Linked DNA regions of Homo sapiens: region 2 is linked to region 1. A link is a contact called in ENCODE Hi-C or POLR2A ChIA-PET data. All regions are on one chromosome and are shown on one strand. The core of a region is the stretch at or near the end of the contact, and the rest is flanking DNA. Distances in the headings are between cores, read along the strand shown.

Region 1 (6,060 bases), core at 940-3,439:
TCCTTGGTGATCACCTGTGTTTTGTACAATTTTTTTTTTTTTGAGATGGAGTCTCGCTCTGTTGCCCAGGCTGGAGTGCAGTGGCAGCTCACTGCAACCTCCACCTCCCGGGTTCAAGCGATTCTCCTGCCTCAGCCTCCCTAGTAGCCGGGACTACAGGTGTGTGCCACCAGGCTTGGCTAATTTTTGTATTTTTAGTAGAGATGGGGTTTCACCATGTTGGCCAGGTTGGTCTTGAACTCCTCACCTCAAGTGATCCTCCCACCTCGGCCTCCCTAAGTGCTGGGATTACAGGCGTGAGCCACCACATCCGGCCTTGTACAAATTTTAACAAGAAATATTACAGGGGTGATTTTGATAAGGCATTCACTTTTTCATTCCTTCAAGTTTTTAACCTAGGGCAATGGGCGTTTGGACACCACTATCAAGCGTGGTCTTGGGCTCTTGTTTTAAAAATGCAAATTCTGAGCTCCACCCTTGACCCATTTGGCGGGATGCTCCTGGAAAGAGGTCCAGGTGTCTTTTTATTCCAAATGATTCGACTGCTTCTGACATCTGAGAACCATTACAGGGTTGAACAGAGGGATGTTGGAGTCTTCATGGACTGGGCTCTGCGGCTGCAGGACTTTTCTCGGGTTTTCAGAGGAACCTACTCAAAACAATTCAAGAAGCACTTCCTTTGCTTACTGAGATATGGCTTTGGCAGGAAGGGGCAGGGAGGGAGTGTCAGGGCAGTGAATGCTGTCTGCATTCCCAGCCTTCTTACAGAAGAGGACTGACTCGACTCTGCGACCAGGCTTAGAACCCACAGGCCTAAATTTCTGTGTTATTTTAGCTCTGTAGTCCGTGACCCGAGATTGTGGAAGGCCCATGAGCTTCCTGTAAGCATCCCAGAAGGCCCAGGAGAGTTCATACCTTTCCTGAGTGATATTTGGCAGCTCTGGGCCAGCATTCTATCAGCCCAGCATTGGATTCCAGTTACCTCACGCTTATCAGCAGCTGATTCATCTGTGCTTTCATTCATGCCCCTGTCCAATCATCCTTCCATCCGTTCATTCATTCAGTAAGCATTTGCCACGGTCCACTTGGTACCAGGCCCTGCACGGGGCTCTGGGGACACAGAGTTGAGTAAGGCTCCATCCCTGCCTTCAGCAGCTCCCCCATCCAGGAAGAACTGATCTGCCGTTGATTTCTTTCCCCATTCTCAGTTCATCAGTGCTTCATTGGTGCAGTTTTTCTGGTTGATAGGCTCTTTTCTTTTTAATACTGAAACCTAGTTTGTTTTAAAAGTAAAACTATTCAGACAATGTCAGAGGATGTACAATGAAATGGGATCTTTCTCAAATCCTGCCTTCCTCCCCAGAAGCTAAAGCTGCCCGTGGTTCCTTGGGCATCTTTCCAGATAATTCTCCTATATATTTACATGGATACAGAGTGTCTCCTCCTCCCCCAATCCATGGACACATGTGTATCCTGTCCCATGACTTGGTTCTTTTCCCTGTTGGAGAATAGCTGCTCCTAGCACCCACACTTTTTTTTTTTTTTTTTTTGAGACAGAGTCTTGCTCTATCGCCCAGGCTGGAGTGCAGTGGCATGACCTTAGCTCACTGCAACCTCCGCCTCCCAGGTTCAAGCGATTCTCCTGCCTCAGCCTCCTGAGTAGCTGGGATTACAGGCACCTGCCACCACGCCTGGCTAATTTTTGAATTTTTAGTAGAGACGGGGTTTCACCATCTTGGGCAGGCTGGTCTCGAACTCCTGACTGCAGATGATCCACCCACCTCGGCCTCCCAAAGTGCTGGGATTACAGGCGTGAGCCACCACGCCTGGCCAACACTCACTCTTTCATGGTTGCTCTATTGATGGACATTTGGGTTGTTTCCAGAATTTTAATGATGTGCACAGTGCAGGAGGAAAGATCCTGATGGATAGAGTCTCCCAATTCCCGGTATCCAAGGGGAGAAGATGAAGAGCAGTTGGTTGGTGGTAAAACTGGGGAATGAGCCCCCTGCCGTGCCCAGGGAATTTAGGCTTAGGATTGAAATGACATAGAGCTGTCAGCGGGCAGTGCCCGTCCCCCTGCTTCATTCTGCTGTGTCCTTCCCGCAGCCCTGGCCTCCCACGACTACATCCTGAAGATTGTGCCCACGGTTTATGAGGACAAGAGTGGCAAGCAGCGGTACTCCTACCAGTACACGGTGGCCAACAAGGTGCGCGGGCGGTGGCTGGGCCGAGCTGTGTGCGGCGGCGCCCTCTGCTGACGGAGAGCAGAGATGACAGGCGGCTGCACCGACGCACTTTCTTCTGATTCCTTTCTGGAGGCCTTTCCTGGGGGTTAGCTTGGGCCAGGCGCTGTCCCTGGGTAAAATTGAAAAGCCCAGTCCCTGCCATGTGGCAGTCTCAGAGTCAAGGAGAACAGATCTAACCAGGAGATAGGGTGTGATGCGTTTGACAAAGAGCAGGTAGTCTCTGTCCTACAAAGGTCCTGGGGTTGCAGGTCTCAAACAGCCCTGCATCTGGTCCGAGTCCTTCAGACACAGACCCCTGGGTGCTCAACACAGACAGACACTCCTGCTCTCAGGGCACAGGCACTTTACCCAAACTCATGAGGCTACTGAGTCACACCAAGATGGCTGTTGATTAATTTGCTGTTGATTGACAGGGGTGTCCCCAGGACCCCAACACTCAAAGTCATGGAGAAGACGCCAGGCCTTAGTGGGCAGCAGAGCATGGTCAGAGTCTGCAGAGTGGGATGACCCAGCAATTAGTGGTCTCAAGACAAGACAGCCTTGGGCTTCCCTGGGGGTATCCCACCAATGGGACATGAATACTTGAAACCTGTTGGTTGAAATGCCCCTGCTAGACCCTGGCGGATGGGTTTTTCCCACTTACCACCAGGACTGTCCTTTTTCTTCTGTTCCAAGGCTGCCCAAACCCCTTATAAGTGATACCTGTTTAGCTCAGTTAATTATAACAACAGTAGGAGGCATAGCTGTCACTCATTGAGTACTTCCTGGGGGCTAGACATGCTAAGCTCTCTTCTTCCGTCTTCTCAATCATCATGACAGCTCTGATGTTGAGACTGTTATTGAGCCCATTTTGTTGATTTGACCATTGAGGCACTGAGAGGTGGTTGTAGAGCTATAAAGTGGCTGAGTGGGGATTAGAACAGGTTTTCCTTGGGCTCCAGAGCCTGGCTTCTTGATCACCTCACGCCTCGGTCTGAGGAAGGGGCTGTGAGTCTGCCCACCTGCGAGCTGCTCTCTGTCCAATGACTTAGTCCCTCTGTTCTGACTCACCCTAAATTGATGTTCCCGGGAGCCCCTGTTTCTTTTATTCACTGTTTCACAGGGGGCATCTCATTGTAACCCTCACATGCTCATAGCAGCTAACAGATGGAAAAGCACAGATGCAAGCTCAGGACCACGCTGCAGTTCAAATTCCAGCTCAGTCATTCACTAGCTATTGACCCCGGACATGTCACATAGCCACTGTGTGCCTCAGTTTACTCATTCATAAAATGGAGATGATACTTTATAAGAGTGCTGTCACATGAGGCAATGTTTTCAAAAATGCCTAGCCCACCAAAAAAAAAAAGCCTTTAGGTAAGTGATACTGACTGCTGCTATTTTTCACTCTTTTTCTCTGTCCCTCAGCTCTGGGTTGTGACCCAGACAGTCATCCTGCCCCAGCAGCTCTCCTGGAGAAAGCTGGTCTTCCCTTGCACAAAGCTCCTTTTCCCAATGCTTTGGCAAGGCCCAGCAGCCAAATACAGCTTGCTTAGCTTCTCTATGGCTGCAGCCGCACTCTGCCCTGGGAGCAGGCAGCAGCGACCCAGCGGGAGGTCAGGGCTCAGTGTTACTTACCCCCGGAGTGGCCTGGGCTCCTCAGGCTCAGCATGTGGGGTTGGGGGTACCCCAGTGGTTCAATTTGGCCTCCAGTTGTTGCAGACTTTAGCACCTTGAAGTGCCCAAACTGGAGAGATCCCAGGGATCATCATCCCAGGCCCATCCGTGTTTAGATGGGGAAGCCAAGTCCCTGAGGGAGGGAGGGGCTGGCCCAAGGATGCACTGTTAGCTCAGCCTCGTAGTATCCTTAGTCCCTGCTGTGTGCATTCTCAGGAAGGTTGGTGGCAGGGCGGGGCCTTCTGGCTTTGCAGTTCAGTCTATTCCTCTGAAGAAGCTAGCCCACTCCCCACGTGGCATTTACACCCATCACACACACACACACACTGGGACTCCTGCTTATTCATCATGTGTGGCTCAGAATGTCCCCTCCCCAGTCTCCCAGATGCCGCCCGGGAGAATGGGTCATTCATTCATTCCCCTCAACTCTCCATGTTCCTCCATCCCACATGCATGATGTCACAGTGTTAGGGATATTCTTATGTCTTCCTCCTTCTGCAGACTGCGACTCCCTCTGGGTAAAGGGCAGGACTTGCTCACCTCGGGGTCCCCAGCAGCCAGCCATGGGCCACCACAGTGGAGGCGTTCAGCAAACCATTGTTGAATAAATGAATGGATTTCGCGTGGCCCAGAGGTTGAAGGAGGCAATAGCCAAAAATTGCACTTTTCCTTTTACAGCTCTGCTTTCTAATTTATTTTCTGATTCTGGTGCTGCTTGCAGCTCACTTGGTCAATTTCTAAACAACCAAGGGTATCAAAAATGCCCAGCTGTGCACGGCAGAGTTCAGGGCCTCCAGGGGAAGGGATGTGAGAGAGGGAGTGGGGGAGTCTGGCTTCGTGGGGCAGAGAGGGAGGAAAGCCCTTTCTGGAGGGTTGCTGGGGGGCCCTCTGCAATCCAGTCCCCGCCCCCCCTGAGACACAGTTTGTACTTCTGATTCTTATATCCTCTACCCCAGGAATACGTCGCCTACAGCCACACGGGCCGCATCATCCCTGCAATCTGGTTCCGCTACGACCTCAGCCCCATCACGGTCAAGTACACAGAGAGACGGCAGCCGCTGTACAGATTCATCACCACGGTGAGTGGCCTGGGGCAGTGGGTGGGGCCCTGAGCCAGCCACCCTGCGCCTGCTCTGGGCCCCTTTCCTTGGCACCCCTCACCTGTTCTCGCTGAAACAGGAGGCAGCCTGCAGGGCTAGGGGCTCTGGCTGGGCACAGGAGGCTTCGACCCCAAGGATGCTGAGAAATGTTGTCAGAAACACATCAGTATCGATGACGTTTTGTCTAGAAAGTATTTTCCAGAGGGGAATGCCCTGAAATCCATTTAATTCCTGAAGCAAATCTCCATATGGTTCCACTAGATGTTTAGGATTTTCTCCAGCTTTTTATTGTTATGGAAATTATTCTTAGCAGAGTTTATCCTTTAATGTGTAAATTTTGCACCAAAGATTGAACTCATTTTTTTTTCCAGGTCTAATTTCCAGTTATAGCTGCTGATAGGGTCCGATTTTTCCCTTTCCTTCCTCTCTGTTCTCTCTTTTTTGCCATGGTCTCTACCACATCCAGTTTTCTCTAGGGCAGATTCAAGCTGATGTTAGTTTTCCTTTATGCTGATTATTTCTATCATGTCTACTGTTTCCTGGCCTCCCATTCAGAAGGTCCTTAGGGTCAGAACAGGAGGGTCAGGGTGCCCTTCTTCACCCAAGAGGCCCAGGAGGTACTGAAGAAGCCAGAGTTAGCTGAGGTGGAAGAGACAGGGTGGCTATCCCTACTTCACAGATTTGGAAACTGAGACCTAAAGATAAATATGGCATTGGGAGGCCCTTATGCTTCTGTACTTCTTCATGCTTGTAATGATGGTTCAAGATCAAGGGCCTTGGCTCTTTCATTTCCCGCAATAACTAGGTCAGTATTAGTCAGGACTCTGTTACCGAAGATCCAGAACCAGACCTTGAGCTGGCCTGAGGAGTAGAAGGCCTCAGGCATGGCTGGATCCAGCCTCCAACATTGCCAGGAGTAGGTCTCTATCTTCGGATCTGCTTTCCGCTACACTGGCTTCATCTTCAAGTAGAATTTACCAGTAGAAATGGCCTCTTTCTCAGTCATTCTAACCAAGTCCTAGATAGGACAGAGCTCTCACTGGCCCAGCTCAGGC
Region 2 (5,345 bases), core at 629-3,128, 350 kb after region 1:
AGTAAATTTCCTACCTTTGCTGTCAGCTGTGTGAAGTGGCATGCCTTTGCTTTATCTCTAGAATTGTTCTTTAAGTGTCGCGAGTAGTTTGGTTCTGTTAGTCTAGGCTGGGAGAAGAGAGGAGAGGGGAGCGCCCCTGGGTAGGTTGAAATCCAAAGCTCAATGTTGCCTTCAAGTGAGAACATGTAGGAACTGCAGGGTCGGGAGATGGGTCTCTGCCTTGGATGGGGCACTTGAGTTTGGGTGTAGGATTGAGATCTTTAGGAGACACTAATCTGGTTCAGAGATGGACCTGGGGCAATTAGATGACGATCACCAGATAGTTGACTTTCTCGATTCATTTTTTTTTTTTTTTTTTTTTTTACGGAGTTTCACTCTTGTTACCCAGGCTGGAGTGCAGTGGCTCAATCTTGGCTCACTGCAACCTCCGCCTTCCGGATTCAAGCAATTCTCCTGCCTCAGCCCCCCAAGTAGCTGGGACTACAGGCATGTGCCATCACACCTGGCTAATTTTTGTATTTTTGTAGTAGAGACAGGATTTCACCATCTTGGCCAGGCTGGTCTCGAACTCCTGACCTCAGATGATCTGCCCGCCTTGGCCTCCCAAAATGCTGGGATTACAGGTATGAGCCACCTCGCCTGGCTTCTCGATTCAGTTTTTATTCCATTCAGTTTTACGATTTCCTTACTAGAAGAAGAAGAGGAAGAAGAGGGAGAGGGAGAATGGAAAGAGCCACCAAGAATTAAAAACTGCTATTCGCCAGTCTTTTTGCTAGGTGGTTTACATACATCCATGCTAAATTTTATGATAATACTCTTATAACTACTGTTTTACAAATGAGAAAACTGAGACTCGCGAGGTCAAGTTATTTGCCCAAAGTCACCCAGCTGTCAGATGCAGGAACCAGGTCCAAATAAAGTCTGTTGGGTTCTAAGTCCTGACCATTTTGCTATAGCAGGCTGATCTCCCGATGAAACTGTCAAGGACGATGCAGATCCCAGCCCAGGTTGAATTGGCAAATCTTCAAGTCAAGTCTGTGGCTTCGGTGACTCCATGGCCCTGCTATTCTCACCGGAGCTCTGCCTCTCGGGCCCCACTGGAAGCCCTCTATGTCAGCGGGCCAGGGCGCTTTACAAGCACGCAGTACCTCATGGACCCATCCTGGTTCCTCAAGGCAGCCCTGGACAGTTAAATGGCCTGGGCCCCCTGTGGCTCTGGGCGTCCTGGACCTGAGGCTCTAAGGCCGAACCTGCTCCCTGCCCTAGAGAGGGAGGGTCACCAAGCAGTCAAGTGCTGCCAGCCAGCCCTCCTGCCCCCAGGGCTAAGGAGGCAGGGCCAGCAGCAACCCCTAAACTGTCTCCCTCCTCCTTTAAAAACATTAGGTTAAAAAACCAAGAACGTGTAAGAAAGGAAAAGCAAACAAAAAATCTTCCCAATCCCAATTTCCAGATAATTCCTATTAAGACTAGAGGGAGAGAGGGAGATAAGAGAGGGAGAGAGGGGAAGGGGGGGGGGAGAGAGAGACAGAGAGAGAGAGAGAGAGAGAGAGAGAGAGAATACATTCCCACGGCAAAACAGTCATTCAAACAGCACAGAAAGGCAGAAAATAAAAAGTAAACTGCTGGGTTTCCTTCAAGAATTTTCTTGTGCGTGGGCCAATAGACAAGTAATGCATCTAGTTACTTGCACACATTTAGAATCCACAAAGGGGTGGCACTCCAGGCGCGTCCAGCACGTTGCTTTTCTCATTTGCTGCTGCTCCGGGATCTTTGGCAGCAGCAAAACCCCATTCTTTTAAGGGCTGCGCAGAGTTGTGCCGCCCATGCCCGGCTGGTTTGAAGGTGCCCCATGGGCGGGCGCGGACGTGTGGTTGCTCCAGTGTTTCCTAGAGCACTCTCAGCCACGCCCCCGCCACCCCAGCGGCGCTGCAGGAACCAGCCCGCCGCCAGCGCGAAGGTGAGACCGGGCGCCACGTGCTTACCCGGCGGCCTCCGGAACCAGCCCTGCCCGCCGGCTGTGCGCGGATGCCTGCAGACGCCGAGCTGCTGCCCCCGTGTGGCCTGGTGCGGGGGCTCCTCCTGCTCACTGGGGGCGCGTCCCGGTAAACCAGAACCTCAGCCCATCAACTCACTCGTGGGGTTACTGAGGAGGAGAATCTTTGGTTCTCACCGTCATGGCTCACCCAGTGGCTGAATCCCGCTCGCACGTGCCGCATCCAGGCAGCTGTGGAAACTGGTTGAAACCAGGATGGTCAGCTGCTACCCTGTGTTTGGGGGACTATGTGACAGTGCCTGCTGTGTCCCTATTCTGGTGCTAAAAAGCAGGAGCTCTCTTATGCTCACATGGAAAGGCCTGTTGGAGTCAGATAAACTTGGCTCCACCACTTATATGCTGAGTCTGTTCATCCATCCATCCACCATCCATCTATTCGTTCACCCTCCCATCCATCCATTCATCCGTCCGTCCACCCTGTCATCCAACCACCTGTCCATCTATTCATCCACCACCCTTGCATATTTTCATCCACCCTCCTATCAATCCATCTATCCATCCATTCATTCATCAGTCCACCCATCCATGCATCCATCCATCCATCCACCCATCCCTTCATCCATCCAACCATCCACCCATTCATCTACGCATCCATCCACTCACCCACCCATCATTCAACTATCCACCCAACCATCCATCCATTCATCAGTCCATCCATCCATCCATCCATCCCCTCATCCATCCAATCATCCACCCTTTCATCTATCCATCCATCCACTCACCCACCCATCATTCAACTATCCACCCAACCATCCATCCATTCATCAGTCCATCCATCCATCCATCCATCCATCCCCTCATCCATCCAATCATCCACCCTTTCATCTATCCATCCATCCACTCACCCACCCATCATTCAACTATCCACCCAACCATCCATTCATTCATCAGTCCATCCATCCATCCATCCACCCATCCCTTCATCCATCCAACCATCCACCCATTCATCTACGCATCCATCCACTCACCCACCCATCATTCAACTATCCACCCAACCATCCATCCATTCATCAGTCCACCCAACCATCCATCCATTCATCAGTCCATCCATCCATCCATCCATCCATCCCCTCATCCATCCAGTCATCCACCCTTTCATCTATCCATCCATCCACTCACCCACCCATCATTCAACTATCCATCCAACCATCCATTCATTCATCTGTCCATCCATCCATCCTTTCAGTCATTCAAAATTATTTGTTGAGTGTTGATATGGTTTGGCTGTGTCCCCACCCAAATCTCATCTTGAATTGTGTAGCTTCTGTAATTCCCACGTGTTGCAGGAGGGACCTGGTGGGAGATAACTGAATCATGGGGGTGGTTCCCCCATACTGTTCTCATGGTAGTGAATAAGTCTCACGAGATCTGATGATTTTATAAGCGGTTTCCCCTTTCACTTGGCTCTCATTCTCTCTTGTCTGCTGCCATATAAGATGTGACTTTTGCCTTCTGCCATGATCGTGAGGCCTCCCCAGCCAAGTGGAACTGTAAGTCCATTACACCTCTTTTTCTTTATAAATTATTTGGTCTTGGGTATGTCTTTATTAAAGTGTGAAAACAGACTAATACAAGTGTCAACTTGTGCACCTTGAGTGCTGAGCTCTATGACTTTGGATAAGTTACTTTACCTCTTTGAGCCTCAGTTTCCACATCTGCAAATTGAACATAATGACACCTAAATTTTGCAAAGTTGTTGGGAAGACTTAACAAAATAATGTAGGTGAAATACATGGTACATAGTAGATGCTCTGTAAATGGCATTTACAAGTTCTGAAATTTAGAAGACACCTAATCTTGTAGAAGCTTATGTATTAGTTAGGGAGGCCTGACGTAGGTACATAAAGCAATTGGAGAGTTTTAACGAGTATAAAATATTGCAAGACTGTTGTGCATGCATGTGTGTGCTTGCATACATGTGTGTACCAACTGCAGGCCTGTGGGCTGAAGCAGTGCAAAGTGAGGGGCTAGAGTGGACTTCTTCAAGAGGTGAATCTTTTTTTTTTTTTTTCTGGTAGAGACTGGGATCTTGCTATGCTGCCCAGGCTGATCTTGAACTCCTGGCCTCAAGTGATCCTCCCAATTTGGCTGCCCAAAGTGCTGGGATTATAGGTGTAAGTCACTGCGTGAGTCCCTAGTTAGTCTTTAAGAACCAGGAGTGCTAGAGAGAAGTGGAAAGGGTGTATTCGGACAGGGACTGCTCAAGCAAAAATATTTTCCTACACAATAGTGCTTGCATGTTCAGCCTATCAGCCATGGCATTAGCCCAAAACAAAACCAAACCAAACAAAACAAAAACTCACTAATGGTGGGCCCTGTCAAGACAAACTATTCCCTGAGGAAGGGAAGCAGCCAGCCTATTCTGAGATTAAAAAATCAACGAGAGGCACTTTAGCCACAGATTGCTAAATTCACTTAGCTCAGGAGTCCACTGTGAACCTAGACAGAATTTGCTAGATTGCTTGCAGGGGCGGGTTCAAAGATTCTGGTCCAGCCAACAATTATTAAATACTTGCTACTTGCCAATGATTATTAAAGATTGTGCTGGATTCCTCACATACCTATAAGGTGGAATTATTACACTCATTCTCAGAGGAAGAGACTGAGGGTCAGAGAGGATAAATGACCTGCCCAGGGCCACACAGACTGTAGATGTAGTCAGGGTTCCAACCGAGGTTTCCTCCTGATTCACCGGTTTTCTCCTATACCTCCTCTACCTTCTCTCTTATTCTGTCCTTAGCTTCAGGTAAGAACTACCTGAAGCTAATAATTGGGTCTTCCATGTTGTTGGCCCGAGCATCTGGGAACTCTCTCTTCCCTGTCAGGGAGGACATAAGTGGCCCTCTTCATCCAGAATGCTTGGAGGGAACTCAGGAAAACCCCAGGGGATCTCTCTCTCTTTAAACGGTAACCCTGACCACAAGCACTGACTTTTCAGTCTCAGAGTTTATTAAGAAAGCTATGCAGTACCCTACTGTGATCAGCCACAATATTTTGGTTACAACGATTTTTAAAATTAGTTTGTGATGCTTACCTTAGGCTTCTTTACTTTCCTTAGTAAATAAATGTTTTACAACTTAAAATAACTTGTATAAATCAAAGAAAATGAAAGGACTCATAAACTTCTACCATCCCAATATAGCACTTTTCTCTCTTAACAAGTCCTGGACAGAGGACTAGACAGTGATGACGCATCTGGGGCGCAGCCTGTACACCTGCGCTGGGGATCTCTCCCTCGGAGAGGATGGGGAGCGTGGGGGTGGGGCTACCAGGGCAGTAGGGAGGCGGGCTT

What was found. Hi-C counts contacts between places; a loop is a spot of excess contacts on that map. ChIA-PET counts read pairs that join two places held with the same protein, here RNA polymerase II (POLR2A). Pooled maps may share reads with other maps.
Region 2: a map of K562 shows a loop between it and region 1 (5-fold over the local background). The contact joins two enhancer-like sites. A Hi-C loop is called at or near these places in 1 of 168 maps with a recorded cell type or tissue (K562) and 3 of 50 pooled maps. POLR2A ChIA-PET finds 5 or more read pairs at or near these places in 1 of 52 experiments (Panc1).

Annotation. Positions count from the first base shown.
Region 1 is chr5:172,930,327-172,936,386 of GRCh38, forward strand. It overlaps ERGIC1 (endoplasmic reticulum-golgi intermediate compartment 1), which reads left to right. Exons shown (of 10, transcript NM_001031711.3): 8 at 2,110-2,210; 9 at 4,862-4,984. Among named protein-coding and RNA genes, the nearest start is that of MIR10523, 18 kb to the left of the region's middle. RefSeq lists a silencer at 984-1,053 and an enhancer at 2,001-2,070. Within about 2 kb of position 2,190, at least 21 of the 41 ENCODE cell types and tissues checked have a DNase peak (open chromatin) inside an H3K27ac peak, as active enhancers do.
Region 2 is chr5:173,281,958-173,287,302 of GRCh38, forward strand. All of the region lies in intron 3 of LOC105377731 (a long non-coding RNA gene), which reads left to right. Among named protein-coding and RNA genes, the nearest start is that of MIR12118, 19 kb to the right of the region's middle. RefSeq lists a silencer at 1,924-2,063. Within about 2 kb of position 1,879, at least 2 of the 41 ENCODE cell types and tissues checked have a DNase peak (open chromatin) inside an H3K27ac peak, as active enhancers do.